Linked DNA regions of Homo sapiens: region 2 is linked to region 1. Evidence: read pairs that join two places in POLR2A ChIA-PET (ENCODE). Cell type or tissue: OCI-LY7. All regions are shown on one strand. Each heading gives the region's core, and the rest is flanking DNA. Links, peaks and the distances in the headings are about the cores only. Region 1 has its middle 33 kb from the start of STIM2-AS1. Region 2 overlaps TBC1D19 (TBC1 domain family member 19).

Region 1 (8,347 bases), core at 257-8,256:
GACTTACAGTTCCACGTGGCTGGGGAGGCCTCACAATCATGGCAGAAGGCAAGGAGGAGCAAGTCACATCTTACATGGATGGCAACAGGCAAACAGAGAGAGCTTGTGCAGGAAAACTCCCATTTTTAAAATCATCAGATCTCGTGAAACTTATTCACTATTGCAAGAACAGCGGGAAAGACCTGCCCCCATGATTCAATTACCTCCCACCGGGTCCCTCCCACAACACGTGGGCATTCAAGCTGAGATTTGGGTGGGGATGCAGCCAAAACATATCTCAAACCCATCCATGTACCTATTCCTCAGGCCACATTGATTGGTCAGGGATGGGTTTGTGATACAATTTGGGTTAATGAGAGAGGTGACAATAACAGTGTTTCTGTGGAAGATACACAGAAGAGATTCTCTGTTCCCAGACCACACCTAGAGTGAAGTGAAGATGTGGGGTGTGGAATTGCCAGAGCAATTTGCTACCATGGGGAGAGAGCCCAGAGTTGCGGGGGCCTTTGTGTGGAATCTGGAGATGGGTCTGTCACCAGTGGAGAGATGATAAGAGCCATATCCTGGGTGGCTTTGACCCACTAGAAGCCAGTCTTGCCTCTGGACTTCTCAGCTAGGTGAGCCAATAAATTATCTTTGCTGCTTAAGCTTGTTCTAGGTTTTCTGTCACTTGCAACCACAAGAGTCCTAAGTGATTTAAGGTTGCTAACACTCTTTCTAGCCAGACCTTAGGCAGCATCTAAAGAAACTGAAAGCTTGTCGTCAGTGTATTTTTGTTTCTTTGTTATGGTTTTTACCTCTGCAGGATTCCTCCCCTCTTCCTTCTTTATACAGAACCCCACTGACTCTTAGTGAGCCACCCGGGCTGACTGCCTGACCGCTGGCTCCAGTGATGGGCACATGGCCCAGGCATAACTAATAGGGCATTCCATTCACAGGGCTATTTGATTGGATCAGGGATGGGTGCATGATCCCAAGATGGCCAGTATAAATAAGATCCAGGAATTTATTTTAACTCTTACTTAAAAGACAATTGGCTGGATTTGCTGAGGGAAGATTTAAACATCTTTGTGGACATGTTTGCCACCACATGGGGAGAGCATTCCTGAACATGCAGCAATAGAGAACAAAGACGAGAGATAAAGAGATGATAAGAGAAGGACCAAGTTCTAGCAACAGTGCGTGAGGCCTGAATCCAGCCATGCCGGAAGCATGTGAAGCAGTAACTTCGTTCTTATTAAGACAACTGCAGCTGGATTTTCTGTCATTTGCAGTTTCAAATGTTGACTAACACAGATATGAAGTATCTTTTCACAGTAATATATTTCTCTCTATCATAATATTCTTATTTTCTACTAGTATAAAACTAATGAATGCTCAATGCAGAAAATCCAGAAAACAAACAAACAAAAATAAATAAAGCAAAATTCACTTGTAGTCCTATGACTCTGAAATTATGACCGTCAGCTTCTGAGTGTATGTCCTCTGGGTCTTTTTCGTATGCATATTTATGAACTTCTACAACATAGTTTCCACATTATATTACTGCACTACAATTTAGTTAATTCCTTCTTTTTAACAGTGGGGTCATTTTCTTTCTTTCTTTCTTTTTTTTTTGCTATCATTTACTTCTTAGTATTATGAACATCTGTGTTGATACATCTTTGCACATATTTCTGGACATTCCTTAGAATAAATTCACATGGCCATATGCATAGTAAGTTCTTCATTAAACTTTTTCCAATTTTGTATTCCACATAACATTTAAGCAAACATGTTTATGCATTCCTTTGTATAGAATAAACTTCTAGAAGTACAATTGCTGGGTACAGAGCATGCCTGTTTAACGATATACATTGCCAAACTGCTCTGCAGAAGGTTATTTAAATTTATAACAAGGCAGCTCTTCCACACACACTGGATATTCCTGTCACCTCAATTACTAGACGAATGTTTTCTTTTTATGTTTGTTGGCTATCTATATTGATATTTTCTTGATTTGCCTCTTCATTTGCAATAATTTAGGATTTTTTTTTTTTTTGAGACAGAGTCTCACTCTGTCATCAGGCTAGATTGCAGTGGCACAGTCTTGGCTCACTACAACCTCCAGCTCCCTGGTTCAAGCGATTCTCCTGCCTCAGTTTCCCGAGTAGCTGGGACTACAGGTGCACACCACCACGCCCAGCTAATTTTTGTATCTTTAGTAGAGATGGGGTTTCACCAAGTTGGCCAGGATGGTCTCAATCTCTTGACCTCATGATCCGCCTGCCTTGGCCTCCCAAAGTGCTGGGATTACAGGCATGAGCCACCACGCCTGGCTGATTTAGGATTTTTAAACTTTTCTTTCAGGAGTAACTAGGTATATAAGGGCATGCCTCATTAGTCAGTAATTTTTATTTTTTCAATGACATTTTCTTTAATTTTTCAACATTAAGAAAAAAATCCAGGCCATAGTGAATGTAGTTTGGTTGGAAACACTCATTGTTCACTGTTTTGAAGATTTGCTGCCAATTTTCTCTATCAGTGACCTGCCACAAATTAGTTAAGTAGCATGATCTGAGAGGTGCTATTGTGTGGTTATACTAGTTAAGTAAAAGGGGTTTGGAGCCAGACTTTTGGGTGCAACTCCCAGCCCTACCACTTAGTTGTGTGACATCAGAAAAATTACTTAAAAATCTCTGTGCCTCATTTTTCTCAACTGTAAAACAGGGTTAATAGTATCTCCTTCATAGAATTGTTATAATATCAGTAGGATGAATAAGGCCATTGAAACAGGGCCTGGTCCAAGTTAAGCCTGCAATAAACATTAACTATTAGTAATGGCATATGAAAATAGCTAAGCTGGCCGGGCATGGTGGCTCACGCCTGTAATCCCAGCAGTTTGGGAGGCTTAGGCGGGCGAATCATTTGAGGTCAGGAGTTCAAGACCAACCTGGGCAACATGGCGAAACCCCATCTCTACTAAAAATACAAAAATTAGCCAGGCTTGGTGGCATGCACCTGTAATCCCAGCTACACAGGAGGCTGAGACAGGAGAATTGCTTGAACCCAGGAGGCAGAAGTTGCAGTGAGCTGAGATCGTGCCATTGCACTCCAGCCTTGGTGACAGAAAGAGACCTTGTCTCAAAAATAAAAAGTGAAAAAAAAATTCAAAGATCATATTTTTGTAATAAAAGAACAATTTAATTCCCACTGCACATAGGACTTCGCATTCTGCCTGCCCATTGTTTAACTCTAGTATCAGGGAATTCCTGCCCAGCTGCTGGATACATATTCAGTGACAGCAATAATCATGAATAGAAGGATATTTCAAACAGTTTAAAGTTGATTTATATTTGTGCCCTTACTGTCTGCTCATAGTAGGTGAACATTATTTAGAGGGGGGAAAAATAAGTGTCATTATTACTAAGTTTTAAATTCTAAACAAAGAGATCATTCTTATTAAGATATTAGAGCTGTTACAAACATAAAATGCTTCTCATCTCTCTCCAATATACCTTTCAAAATTCTCTCTTTGAAAATCATTGTTATAGATGATGTCCGCGTGTATTTTGTTAGATTGAGTTTAGATCAATATTCCACAACCCTAACAATGAATAGAGTCCAGTAAAGTTTGGCCTAATGGCATTTCAAGGTCTATAACTGTTGGCGAGCAGGAAAGACTACTGTTTTAACTTCATGAGGGTTACTGCCCCGGTGGCGGGTGGATGTTTATAATGGTTCCGGGTGTGGGTGGTGACGTAGATTCAGAGCATGGAGGAAAGTGAAGTGCTATTAGCAATAAAAGATAAACCCTTCCAGAAATAATAACTGTTATGAAACCGGAAAGAACCTCCCAGCCGTGCAGTTCAACCCCCTACTGAGATATGAGGCGAGGCAAGTCTCTCCCCTAAACTGGTTACATAATATTTTTTTCCTCAGGAGGTTTCACTACCTCTTTTATAAACTGTTAATGTGTTTATTGAATCGTATCATGGAGAAAGGAAACTAATGATTAACTTTTAACCATGATAGCTTGGCCTTGCCATGATACTTCTGGTGAACTGATGGAGACTGCTCTTCCATAGCCTTTCCTGGCTCCTTAACACAAATTCAATCACAGTAAGTGGCAAATGCTTATAAAGATGGAAAACACTTTATTTTCATCTTCACTTAATTAAAACAGCCAACTTTAAAGGTATTACTGTTTCAGGAATCTCTCTTCTTCATCACCAAATCTATCCTTTGGGTCAAAATCATCAGGCATTGGCAGGCACAGTGACTCACGCCTGCAATCCAATCATTTTGGGAGGCCAAGGGAGGCAGATCACTTGAGGCCAGGAGTTCAAGACCAGCCTGGCCAACATGGAGAAACCTCGTCTCTACTAAAATACAAAAATTAGTCAGGCATGGTGGCAGACGCCTGCAGTTCCAACTACGCAGGAGGCTGAGGCATGAGAATTGCTTGAATCTCGGAGGCAGAGGTTGCAGTGAGCCAAGATTGCACTACTGCACTCCAGCCTGGGCGAGAGAGCAAGACTGTCTCAAAACAAAACAAAACAAAATCAGGCTGGCACTCACCTACTCAGCCCTAACTTCAAGCAAATGTTTTTGAGGATGGAACCAATTTATTAGAGCTTTCTTTTTTTGTTTTTTGTTTTGTTTTTTTTTTTTTGATAGGGTCTTGCGATGACACTCAGGCTAGAATGCAGTGCCTATTTACAGGTGCAATAATGCACACTGCAGCCTCGAACTCCTGGGCTCAAGCAATCCTTCTGCCTCAGCTTCCTGGGTAGGTGTGAATACAGGCATGTGTGCCGCTGTGCCCAGCTATTTTATTAGGCTTTGAGATTAACGTAGGCCACCTGACAAATCCATATCTGAAAATACTTAAAATAGCTTTGAAATGGTTCCTCTAAGATCTCGTTTGGCAGATGCTTTGACAGCTATGGGGTTAAAGGGTAGATGGAAACTGTCCAGAACCGCCAGTCAGAACTCCCCAGCTCTGGCCCTGACTCTGGCTTTCCTTAGGCGTGTAGTCCCCAGGAGGCTTATGAAGTGCTCTGAGCCTTGATTTCCCCTTCTATTAAATGGGCTTGTCAGAGGACCAACAGGCTGTGAGTTTGAACACAAGGGATGCCCATTCTGATCACCACCCTTAGGTAGACTTAAAGTATGTCATTGAAGAACATGAATTTCAGCCTCTTAGGCTCCAGCTTCAACTGCCTTAGAAGGAGGCAACATGACCTGTGAACTCTAGCTTGGCCTAAAGGAGGCTCTTCTGGTAGCCTTGCTAGAACTCCGTTACTGGAGCAGAGCCAAAAAGAAAGTACTGAGACAACTTTGGCTGTTTCATAGAATGTTGGAGCTGGTAGTTTTGTGTTGAAAGGTTATCAAAAGGAGACCATTTTGTCATTTCCAAATCATCTTTGGACTAGCCTGTGCTTGAATGGTAAAATACTTGATGAAATGACATTTTTAAAACTTCTAAGACACTGCTCCCCAAATCTATGCACGTCCAAGTATAGTGCAGTAAAGTAAAGCGGTTGAGAGTGTGGGCTCGGGAGCACCCCCATCTTCAAATCCTGCTTTTGCCACTTATTAGCTGTGTGACCTTGAACAAATTACTTGACCACTCCGTGCATCAGTTTCTTCATTGGTAAATAGGGATAATAAAAGTACCTACCTTCTAAGACTGTAAGGAAACCCTGATAAATTAACAAATACAAAGGACTTAGCACAGTGCCTGGATGTTGTAAGTGCTGTGTTTAACGTTAGCCCTTACACTAGGGCTTGGTCATTGGTAGGCACTGAGTACATGTTAGATTTTACTGGACTGTTTTAGATGGTGGAGGCTGTGATGCAGGAGAATGGAAAGAACTCAGGAAGGGAGATTAGGACAAATCCATTTAGTTTATATTCCTTAGTCACTGTATTTACAACTTTTATCAAACCAATTATCTTTCTTAAGAGCTATGGACTTTGCTTGGGCATCCACAGATGCCCAGAACTCAAGATTGGAAGGAAACATGAAGCTCAAATAACAAGTAATTAGAAGGAGCTCACTTTGAAAAATATGTTTGCTTTCAAATGGAGCTTTAAATGAGCTCATGGGAAGTTTATTATAAAACGGTTGCCTGCACCAAATGCCTTAATGGGAAAAACCTTATCGCAGTTCAGTTGTTTAAATAATACACAGACCATGTCCCTCCTGAGTCTCTGTTCTCGCTGTGGGAGTCAAAGTTTCTTTGAATGTCCCAAAGTATTCCAAAGCAATCACAAAAACACATTTCAGATTTAGAAGGGAATTTAGAAATCTCTCATCGTAAGCCCTCTATAGCTGAAGAAACATCCCCAAAGGGCTAGAATGATTTGCCCAAGGCCACTTAGCAACTGGCTAAGCTCAAATCAACACCCACTTCTTTAACTCCTATTTCAGGGCCTTTTCCTCTAACTCATCTTCAGTCTTGGGTAGGTGTTAGGGAGGAAAGGAAGCTGCTGCATGAAGATGTGGAATTTTCCCATTTTTCCCCTCTCTCACACAGAAAAAGGGATAAATTGATCACATACCTACAGAAACAATTATAACTGAGCTGAGAAAGTGTCTAGGCTAAGCAATGAATCTGAATCACCAAGTCTTCAAAGTAAAAGTTTATTAGAGGCAGGTAAGGTTTGTTCATTTGTTTTTTACCTCATCAGGACTAAAACCTGTTGCTATGTTGAGTCCTGGCAGCTTTTTGTGATACATGTGGACAAAGAGCATGGCTGACCATCTAGCAGTGGGGTTTTGCATTCCCGGAATGACTTTAGTAAGCAACGTAAACTGATATAGGTGTCAGCCCAGTGTGCTCTGGTAAGACAGGGCTCTCCAGTGGGGAGGCATCTTACCTTCGGGGAATGGCAATGGCTTCTGCACCCCTTCCATGCCTATAAAAGAGTCCAGGAGCCATCAGGAGCTGGATTTGAGGGATTAGGGCCTTAGTGATTTGTCCATTCCATCGGGTTATGGTTTCCTGACCCACAGTGTCCATGGCCCATAAAAGTGTAAGAAGTTGAGCCTACCAGAGCCATACTCAACCTCACATTTGAATTTGGAGGAAGATTACATAACTGTTTACTCAACTTGACTGGCACTTGCAAATTACCCCCCCTTTTTGCCTTTGAATAAGTAATGCGTATATGCAAACAATAAACACCCTTGAATGACCAGGACTCTTGAGCACTGTGGGAGACTCTACTGGGTGGTTCCCAGCTCCCATCTTTAACTTAGCTGGGTTATCTTCATATTGCTTTAGTTCCTTTAAGTGTAGGTGACATCCCACCTCTGCAGACTTGATGTTCCTGCAAAACCAGTGTCATTGCACACTACTAGTGGGGAGATGGAACTGAAAGGGATCAAGACCTTGTAATTAGAAGTGGGGCGGGGCTGGGGTGCTAACAGAACTCTCAGAGTTACACAGTGTTTGCATATTTCTGGGATTTTTTTCCCGTCTGACCTCTGCAGTTATCTTCTGTTACTGGGTATCTCCTAACCACCAGATTGAAGCTTCTACAATTCAGAGGCTCTCAAAGTTTTGGTTTCTGCCTATGATTACAAAGAACCAGGGCCCAAACTGGCATCTTTGACCTGAAAACTCTTTAAGGCTTCGTGTTTTATAAAATAAAGTGATTGAGATGTGATTGTATGAATGCTGGAACTGTCCTAACACCTCCTGTGTTCCTGTCCTCAAACTGGTTAATGCCTGGAGTTCTGCCTATAGAGACTCATCCTTCAGTAAAGGAGTAATTTGCCTGGACTGAACACGCTAGCCTCAGACCTCTGCGAGCTCTTGAAACTATACACACAGTTTGAGTGAAGTGTATATGCCCATTTTTAGCCCTGAGGAGAGGATATTTAGATCTTTGCAGATACCCAAAAGGGTCTATAACTCACCAAAAGCTTAAGAGTGATTGCTTTTTCCAATAAATTGTTTTAAGTGATTTATTATTTAGGTTGCATGTGGACATACACGCAGACACAAATTTCATATATCACAAAGAGGGCCAACTGGAAACTTTGCCTAAGGTTTTCTCTAGGGAAAAAACCTCTATAATCTTATTTTTTTCCTATTTTAATTGAAAATAAAATCTGTATACTTATGAGGGAGATGATCACACTGCAGATGCTATGTCTCCATTTTCATCTTCAAAAATAAGGAGGCCTGGTGCAGGACTGATGGGAATTCTGAAACTGACTCTGAGAAATGCAATCTCTTAAAGCAGCGGTCATCAAACTTTTCTCAGAAGAGTTAGATAGTAAATATTTTAAGCTTTGCAGGACAGGTGATCTCTGCGGCAACTACACAACTCTGCTGTTACAGTAAAAAGA
Region 2 (8,347 bases), core at 121-8,120, 90 kb before region 1:
TTTTCAGTTTTGTAGAATCAGGAGAACTAGAGAATGCATTAGATAACAGAATAGAATTCAGGATTATTATCTCTAACTGGAGTGGTTCACCAAAGAAGAAATGTAATAGGGATAAAAATATAACCCTTTCGTGAAGTCCGGGAACAACTGTCCAAGAACACTGTCTTAGCTGTTGGGTGTGTAGGGAGGGAAAATGATTAGAGATTTTAGTCAGCTCACTTTAAGGACTGCAGTGAACTGTAACTGGTTAGAATAAAATAAAATATGGAAGCTTTTCAAGACCACCTCATCTCAGGAAAATTTGAAGAAATTCATGAAGTCTTGGAGCAAGAAATCCTGATGGTGATAGAGCAGGAGAGAGAGCAGTGTCTTCAAATATTTCTGAACATTTTCACATAGAAGATAAATTAGATTTGTTCTGTGTGACCTTTGTAGTCAGAACTAAGAATACTAAGTAGAAATTTCAGGGAGCCAGAGTTTGGCTCACTATGAGAAAATAGCTCCTTCCAAATTAAACCCATTCAAAATTGTAATGAGTTGCATTGGGAATTAATGCTTCTGCTATCGCTGGACATGTTTTAAACTGAGGCTGAACTATCATTTATTAGAACTCACTCTATATGACCACAAGCACAAAATTTTTGCCTGTGAACATGTCTGAATAAAGCATTTCTATATTATTTTTCAAAAATGTAACTTAGCAGCTTTCTTCTGTGCTGTGTTTGCAACCTGATTTAGTAGTGTTAGCTATATGGTGGTATATATTACAAAACTTCTGTTTTGAACTAAACTGTACAAATTCAAATTTTTTACTTGGAATGTGAGACGATGTTTAGCACACCAAGTTAGGCTTTGAGTATTTATTTGAAAAGGATGTGTACTTTACTTGTGTGTAATTATTGCCAAAGATTATACTGAATTTGTATCGTATTTCTGCCAATATTTCTTCTAAAGCCATATCCCATGATTAATTTTCAGTTAGTTTACTTAACACCCATAGTGTTTTCTGTAAAGCAAATGTTTTCAAGAAGTGCCTTGAAAAGCTCACTTATCTTTTAGCATATTCGATTCTAATATACACAGTGAAGTTGTTTCAGGAGGGACATAATCTATTGACTTTCTGAGACCATTATAATTAGTTCTTAAACTTAATTCTGTGATCTGTCTCGTTATGTTTTTGTCCTGTTGTTTTGTGTGTGTATATGTATACGTATGTGTGTGTATATATACACACATGTGTACATACACATATATGTGTGTATATATGTATACACATATGTATATGTATATATGTATACACATATGTATATGTATATATGTATACACATATGTATATGTGTATACACATGTATATATGTATATGTGTACACACATGTATATATGTATATATGTATACACATGTATATATGTATACACATGTATATATGTATATATGTATACACATGTGTGTGTATATTTGTATACACATATGTGTGTATGTGTATATGTATGTACACATATATACACGTATATATACACATATATATATTCAAAGCTTTGATTTCTCAATATTAATAGAATGTTAACTGGATATATGTTTTAAAGCCTCTAGTTTACTTTTCTGAAGGTATTAAAAATATCTCTTTATTGTTTACTATCACTAAGTCTTTCTGACATTTATGAACAGAGTTGAAGCAAAAATAGAAAACCTTTTTATTGTCAGTTTTAATCTTTTAAAGCTTACCTAATAATCAGTAGGCCTACTACTTATTGAAAAGAAATACCTTTTTTTTTTTAGGTGTTATCCCTTTTCATGGATTTTCAATGTATGGTAAGTTGGGCTTTAAAAACATCATAATGTACACAAAACATACAATGTTATCTGTCAATTTAAAAAATAATGACTGACAGATATAATTGTTTTACTATAGTAAAACAATAAAGGAAAAAATAAAGTGAAATGCATGCTAGTTCCCCATAGGGGCTTCATTTTTTTTAATTATTATTTTTATTACACATTAGAAAATTGAACAAAAAGAACACCACTTTATTTCTAATCACCCACAAGTTATTATGAACGTTTTAAAATGTTGAGTTTAATAGTCCAGGCGTGGTGGCTCACGCTTGTAATCTCAGCATTTTGGGAGGCTGCTGGCCATCAGAGAAATGCAAATCAAAACCACAATGAGATACCATCTCACACCAGTTAGAATGGCAATCATTAAAAAGTCAGGAAACAATAGGTGCTGGAGAGGATGTGGAGAAATAGGAACACTTTTACACTGTTGGTGGGACTGTAAACTAGTTCAACCATTGTGGAAGTCAGTGTGGCGATTCCTCAGGGATCTAGAACTAGAAATACCATTTGACCCAGCCATCCCATTACTGGGTATATACCCAAAGGACTATAAATCATGCTGCTATAAAGACACATGCACATGTATGTTTATTGTGGCATTATTCACAATAGCAAAGACTTGGAACCAACCCATGTCTAACAATGATAGACTGGATTAAGAAAATGTGGCACATATACACCATGGAATACTATGCAGCCATAAAAAATGATGAGTTCATGTCCTTTGTAGGGACATGGATGAAATTGGAAATCATCATTCTCAGTAAACTATCGCAAGAACAAAAAACCAAACACCGCATATTCTCATTCATAGGTGGGAATTGAACAATGAGATCACATGGACACAGGAAGGGGAACATCACACTCTGGGGACTGTTGTGGGGTTGGGGGAGGGGGGAGGGATAGCATTGGGAGATATACCTAATGCTAGATGACAAGTTAGTGGGTGCAGCGCACCAGCATGGCACATGTATACGTATGTAACTAACCTGCACAATGTGCACATGTACCCTAAAACTTAAAGTATAATAAAAAAATAGAACATACTGTGAAAATGGTCCTGTGGTTTACCATTTTTTAGTCCAATGGAAACTAGAGATACATATTAATATTTAGCTCTAATAGGTGTAAAATCAGATGGCTTAAATTCCTAAGGTAATTCTCTTAAGAGTTTTTTGAAAATAATAGGTCAGAAAGAATGCTAAGGAAGGAACAGTACTGAGTTTGAGCTCATGATTTCTCCAGGCTACTTATATGCACAGCCACAATTACATCAGAGCATTCAGTCACCTGAGATACACGTGGGTGATGCATATGCAGGCTTGAGAGCTCTGAGTGTCTCTGAGGCCTCATGTGTCATTAAATGAGGAATGCAAGAAGCTTATGAAGATTAGCAAAAGGAAGAACTCTCTACACTTTAATGCCACTTAATTTTTAAGTTTTCAAGTGTTACATATAAACTTATTAAAGATTGTTGTCCCCTTTATTTCTATCCCCTACCTTTAGAATGAACAGAAATACATTAATGTTTTGCCTTTGTACCAAGAATCTGCAATAAACACTTTTCTTTGTAAACATCAGTGTTCAACATCAGATGGTCGTGGTGAATGACATAATATAAAACTATCGTTCAATGAAAACGAGTCAAAGTACCTAGGGACTTTATGCTATACTTGGTGTTAGTCACAGGCTTGAATTATAGGGTACTCAGCTTTATTCTCTTGGGCAACCAAAATTTCATAACATAATACATAATGTTATAGAGACCTTACAGCGTATTTATCTTATATATGTGAAGAATTTAAAATAGAAAACCAAAAAAGATTAATAATATAAATTTTTACATCTAATAATAAAAATGTTCACTTTTTATCTTTCTACTTTAATAGTTCCAACTGCAAAAATTTTTCAAGTAAATCGTTTTTGGAAGTTGTACTTGAATGATTTGGAGGATACTTGATGTCATCAAAGTTTAAATCTTCTAGCAAGATCTTCTGGTGTTTAAAATATATCATTGACTCAGCCTCTGCCTATTCACATTTATGGTCATTTAAATAGGCTACAGTTTATACACCCAAGGGGAAAGCATTTGCTAACAATGATGCAAAATGTTTGATATGGAATTTATTTATACTATTTTAGAAAACTATTTTAAACATCCACAAAAACTTTACCAGCAACCACTTATTTAGAACCAGTGTACAAAAATAATCACAAATCATCCCTAAGGAACTCTAGTTAGTACTTTGCCATTTCAGTTTTAGTTACTATATTTCTTTAAAATTATAATACTTATCTCTTTTAAACATTGATACAGATCTTTAATGATAGGCTGTCATTAAAAAGGAAACCAAAAGATAGTAATTTATTTTAAAATTTACTCAGAACTCTTCTCTAATTTAAAATACCTTCTGCTCTTCTATTTATGCAGATTAATGAAGTTTTATTGTAGGTGTATAGTATATTATGGTGTCATAAATTCCTACAGTATAGTCTTTCATTGGTTTAAAAGATAATTAGCTAAATTTATTTTTATGGAAGAACCAAATAGGAAAGGATGCTTAAAATTAAAAATTAAGTCATGTAGAATCTTTTTTACATATAATCTATAATGGACTAAAGCTTTTCCATTTCATAGCTATATAAAGGAATTCAACATAAACAACTGTGGTATCTTGAATAAAAACTAATTGTAAATTTCTTTTATATTTTATGTATTCGTAGAAACATGCTTATTTTAAAATTCTCTTTTCATTTCTTCACTGGAAATTTTCATTAATAATTACTGAATCCATACCATCTTCAGATTCAGGTTATAAGTTTTCACATATCAATATCTAAGAATTGGAGGAAAAAATATGCATCATTTTTTAAAAATAAAGAAGTTCCAAACCTTAGTCTTAGATTTATAATAATACCATATATTTGTACCACACTGTTGTTTCTTAGGTTGTTATTGTAATTAGAGCATGAGTTACTATTTGTAAATATATGAAATATCCTAATTTGGGCTGTTTTTATAAGTAGCAATTTATTTAATAGTAAAATAAGTTTTAAAAATTAGTCTTGAAATAGACATACCTGTCTTTTTTAAATTTTATTTATAATACATATTGTAATACATTTTTCTATATATATACAAGTATGTATTTTTATATGAATTTAGATATTTACCCCCAAAAGTGATTTCTCTTTTGCCCTTCAGAAAAAATAAAAATTCTCACTTGCAATGCTAATTTTTAATGACTTATTTATCAGTAATACTGTGCATTGCTGTTTATCCCAGAAAATTGAACTTTTGTGTTTGAAAGAATTTAAAATATTTTACTATTTTTCCTTTTACTTTGTCAAAAAGAAGAGAGCACAACTGGCCCACTGACTTCCTTGCTTACTTAGTGCTTATTGCCCTCAGAGCATTACCAACAGATTATAGAGCCCCAGAAATTCTTACTTGTCCAATACATATTGTTTGAAATTACCCTGTAAGGCATTTTTTATTAAAATTAATATTTAGGTAATGCAGTTGTATCTATCTGCATTATAAATTTGTCTCTATGCTGCCTAAAATACTTAAGGCTTGAAAAGATGGAAAGCATGACCACCTTTGTCAGTGTAGAATAATCACATGCTCAGGTAGGTCGCCAATCCAAGATTAGGACTTTCTGACATTCAACTGTGGAATGTCTGGTTGAGTTGACCCAGCTGTGCTTAATTGCTACAAACTGGGGGCAGTCAATTCTACATTCATTAGAGAAATAAATCCTTTCTGCCTAAGGATTGTTTTCAGTTGATGAATATATATGGGGATATAGCGATAAAGACCAGTAGTATACAGCTATTACTCAAAATCTTTATTTTCAAATTGAATTAATTGAAGACCATGATTCTAAAAGTCATAAATCATCTGTTTTACTTACCTGACTTCCAAAATTAAAAATTTTGAAATGTGGCCTGAATCTTTTGTGAGAGAAAGTAAAAATAAGCTGCCTGGTTGTTATTTTCTTATTACTTCAATTAAAAAAAGGAGAGATTTGACTTATGTAGTTTTTATAAGTTACTTGGAACTTTTCATATTTCTGTATAATTCCATAATATCATTCTTAGGCATCTGTTAAATTGGGATTATAATAGTTTGTAATATATTCCTTTCTGTATAATATTTAATGGCTGTTTGAACTTTACATATGCATATATTCCCCTCTCAAAATGAAAAAAAGTAGTATGATTTTAAACTTGTCTGGTGGTGTATATGATTACTATAAAATAGTGATTTATTATGACATATTTTATAAATTTATCTTAACATTTCAGTAGTTCTGCAGTATTATAAATTAATTTTTTTCTTTCAGTTGCACCACTTTGTTTTCTATACCATGAACCTTCCAAATTGTATCAGATATTCCGTGAGATGTATGTGCGTTTTTTCTTCAGACTCCATTCCATCTCTTCTCATCCTTCTGTAAGTTCATAAGAAAAACTTGATCAAATTAGGTTGGATTGTAATCTATTCTTTCTTTCTGTTAAGAAAAAGTCTTCTACTCAAATTCTAACGCAACAAATTTTAATTTGTGATGTCAAGCAATGTGTTTTTATTGCAAAAATGACAGAGAAGATGAAATTGATATTTAAATATTTTGGTAATAATTTAAACAGAAAAAGTCTCTTGTCAACTACATTTAAATGATTTTTTTCTTTTACATATTAAAAAAATTAGAATGTCTGTATTATTATTCTTAGCAAAGATGCCTACCTTCTTTTCTCATTTCTTATCTATGAAATGAAGTAAATAATATATTATCTCTAGTGCTGTAGAAAAGTCTACAAAGCACTCAGTGTAGTTAGTGCTTGGCTCCTCGCAGGTGTTCAGTAAATAAATGGCCGTTGTTGTTATAATTATAATCATCATTCTTCTTTGTTAGTGAAAATCAAGTATTGATTTGTCACTTGTTTGCCAATTTCATATTTGGCTAATTATCAGTTATAATAGTACATATTTTCTTTGTATTCAATAAAATGATCCTTTGGCCTACAATATAAGAATCAAGGAAAAGCATATATTTAGGAGTTGAACATTTTAATCTGTTCTCTTTTGGCTGTTCCTTTATCATATCTTTTTTTTCCCTTCCCATAAACCTGACTAAGAGCAGTATTTATTTTATTTCAGTTATGCTTTTTTTCCCCCTTTGGACCTGCTGTGGGTAACATGACTGCTACTCCAGGTGAAACATTCAATTGGAATATATGTCAGGGCTACTAAATTTCCCCAAAGAGGCAACTGTATTATTGCTATGAAATTAAATAGCTGTTCTTTATCCCCCCATTCTAAGCCTATATATTCCTATTTCACCTTCCTCCATCTCCAGTTTTGCTTTCATACATCGCTAGTGAAAGTTGGCAAATCACAGAATTCCAGGATGTTACAGATAAACAAATGAAGCAACACCAGTTATCCTGGGTTTCTTATCTCTAAGAGAACTTGATTTTGTTCTTATCTTACTTTAATATTTAATCTGGAATAATCAGAAATATGACCAATAATTAAGATTAATAATTCTTTTCTGGCCGGGCGTGGTGGCTCACGCCTGTAATCCCAGCACTTTGGGAGGCCGAGGCGGGTGGATCATGAGGTCAGGAGATCGAGACCATCCTGGCTAACAAGGTGAAACCCCGTCTCTACTAAAAATACAAAAAATTAGCCTGGCGCGGTGGCGGGCGCCTGTAGTCCCAGCTACTCGGGAGGCTGAGGCAGGAGAATGGCGTGAACCCGGGAAGCGGAGCTTGCAGTGAGCCGAGATTGCGCCACTACAGTCCGCAGTCCGGCCTGGGCGACAGAGCGAGACTCTGTCTCAAAAAAAAAAAAAAAAAAAAAAAAGATTAATAATTCTTTTCTGATATTCAGTTCTAAGTATCATATTTCTATGCTCATATTCTATGCCATTTTATGCTTCAGAGTTTAAAAAAACTGGCTGCATAGCACACACCCATGGTGTTCTCCCTGTGCAGAGCACTGAAGCCTGGCACTGGGCAACTCTGGGTATTTCTTGTCTATCTCTATGCTGGTGGCCCTGGGTATTCTTTTTCAGCGAATTGATTGAGCCAGGCCTGCCTCTGTCCTTTTTTTTTTTTTTATTCAGAGGAGTAAAAACTTACGGGCAGTCACCACCTTTTTTGGCTTGCAGCTAGACTGAACTATTTGGAACCATGACAGTCTTTTTTTCTTTAGAAACACAAAAAGAGGATTAAAACTTCCTTACAAAGATAAACTCTGAGGAATGCTAAGCTGCAGGAAAGACTTTATTCAGAGTTGTCAAATAATAAATGTACTTGAAAAACTATCTGCTTAAATTGGTTTTGTACTTTACAAATAATGCCCTTTTAAAAACAGTAGATTTTAGTTTTAAAAAATATGTGTATACTAAGTAATCAAACATTCTTGTTCAATAACTTCTGAAGCAAATTTAAAGCAGCTAGCTGCTAGTCTTTTCCTGGGGGTAGATTTCAAAGAAAGAG

Evidence for each region. ChIA-PET counts read pairs that join two places held together with the same protein. Peaks named below come from ENCODE experiments on the same cell type or tissue, not always from the same donor. Only the 100,000 strongest peaks of a DNase experiment are listed, where the experiment ranks them.
Region 2: POLR2A ChIA-PET joins it to region 1 with 10 read pairs; 3 of 35 experiments call an interaction of 5 or more read pairs at or near these places.

What each region holds. Positions count from the first base shown.
Region 1 is chr4:26,823,077-26,831,423 of GRCh38, forward strand. It overlaps a transcript of TBC1D19 not described here. Among named protein-coding and RNA genes, the nearest start is that of STIM2-AS1, 33 kb to the right of the region's middle. In OCI-LY7, for the core only: no CTCF peak of the experiment used is centred there; DNase peaks (open chromatin) are centred at 3,825, 5,235, 7,145, 7,825 and 5 weaker places; H3K4me3 peaks cover 5,717 bases; H3K27ac peaks cover 6,043 bases.
Region 2 is chr4:26,733,678-26,742,024 of GRCh38, forward strand. It overlaps TBC1D19 (TBC1 domain family member 19), which reads left to right. Exons shown (of 21, transcript NM_018317.4): 16 at 1,778-1,810; 17 at 6,187-6,296. Among named protein-coding and RNA genes, the nearest start is that of STIM2-AS1, 120 kb to the right of the region's middle. In OCI-LY7, for the core only: no CTCF peak of the experiment used is centred there; no DNase peak of the experiment used is centred there.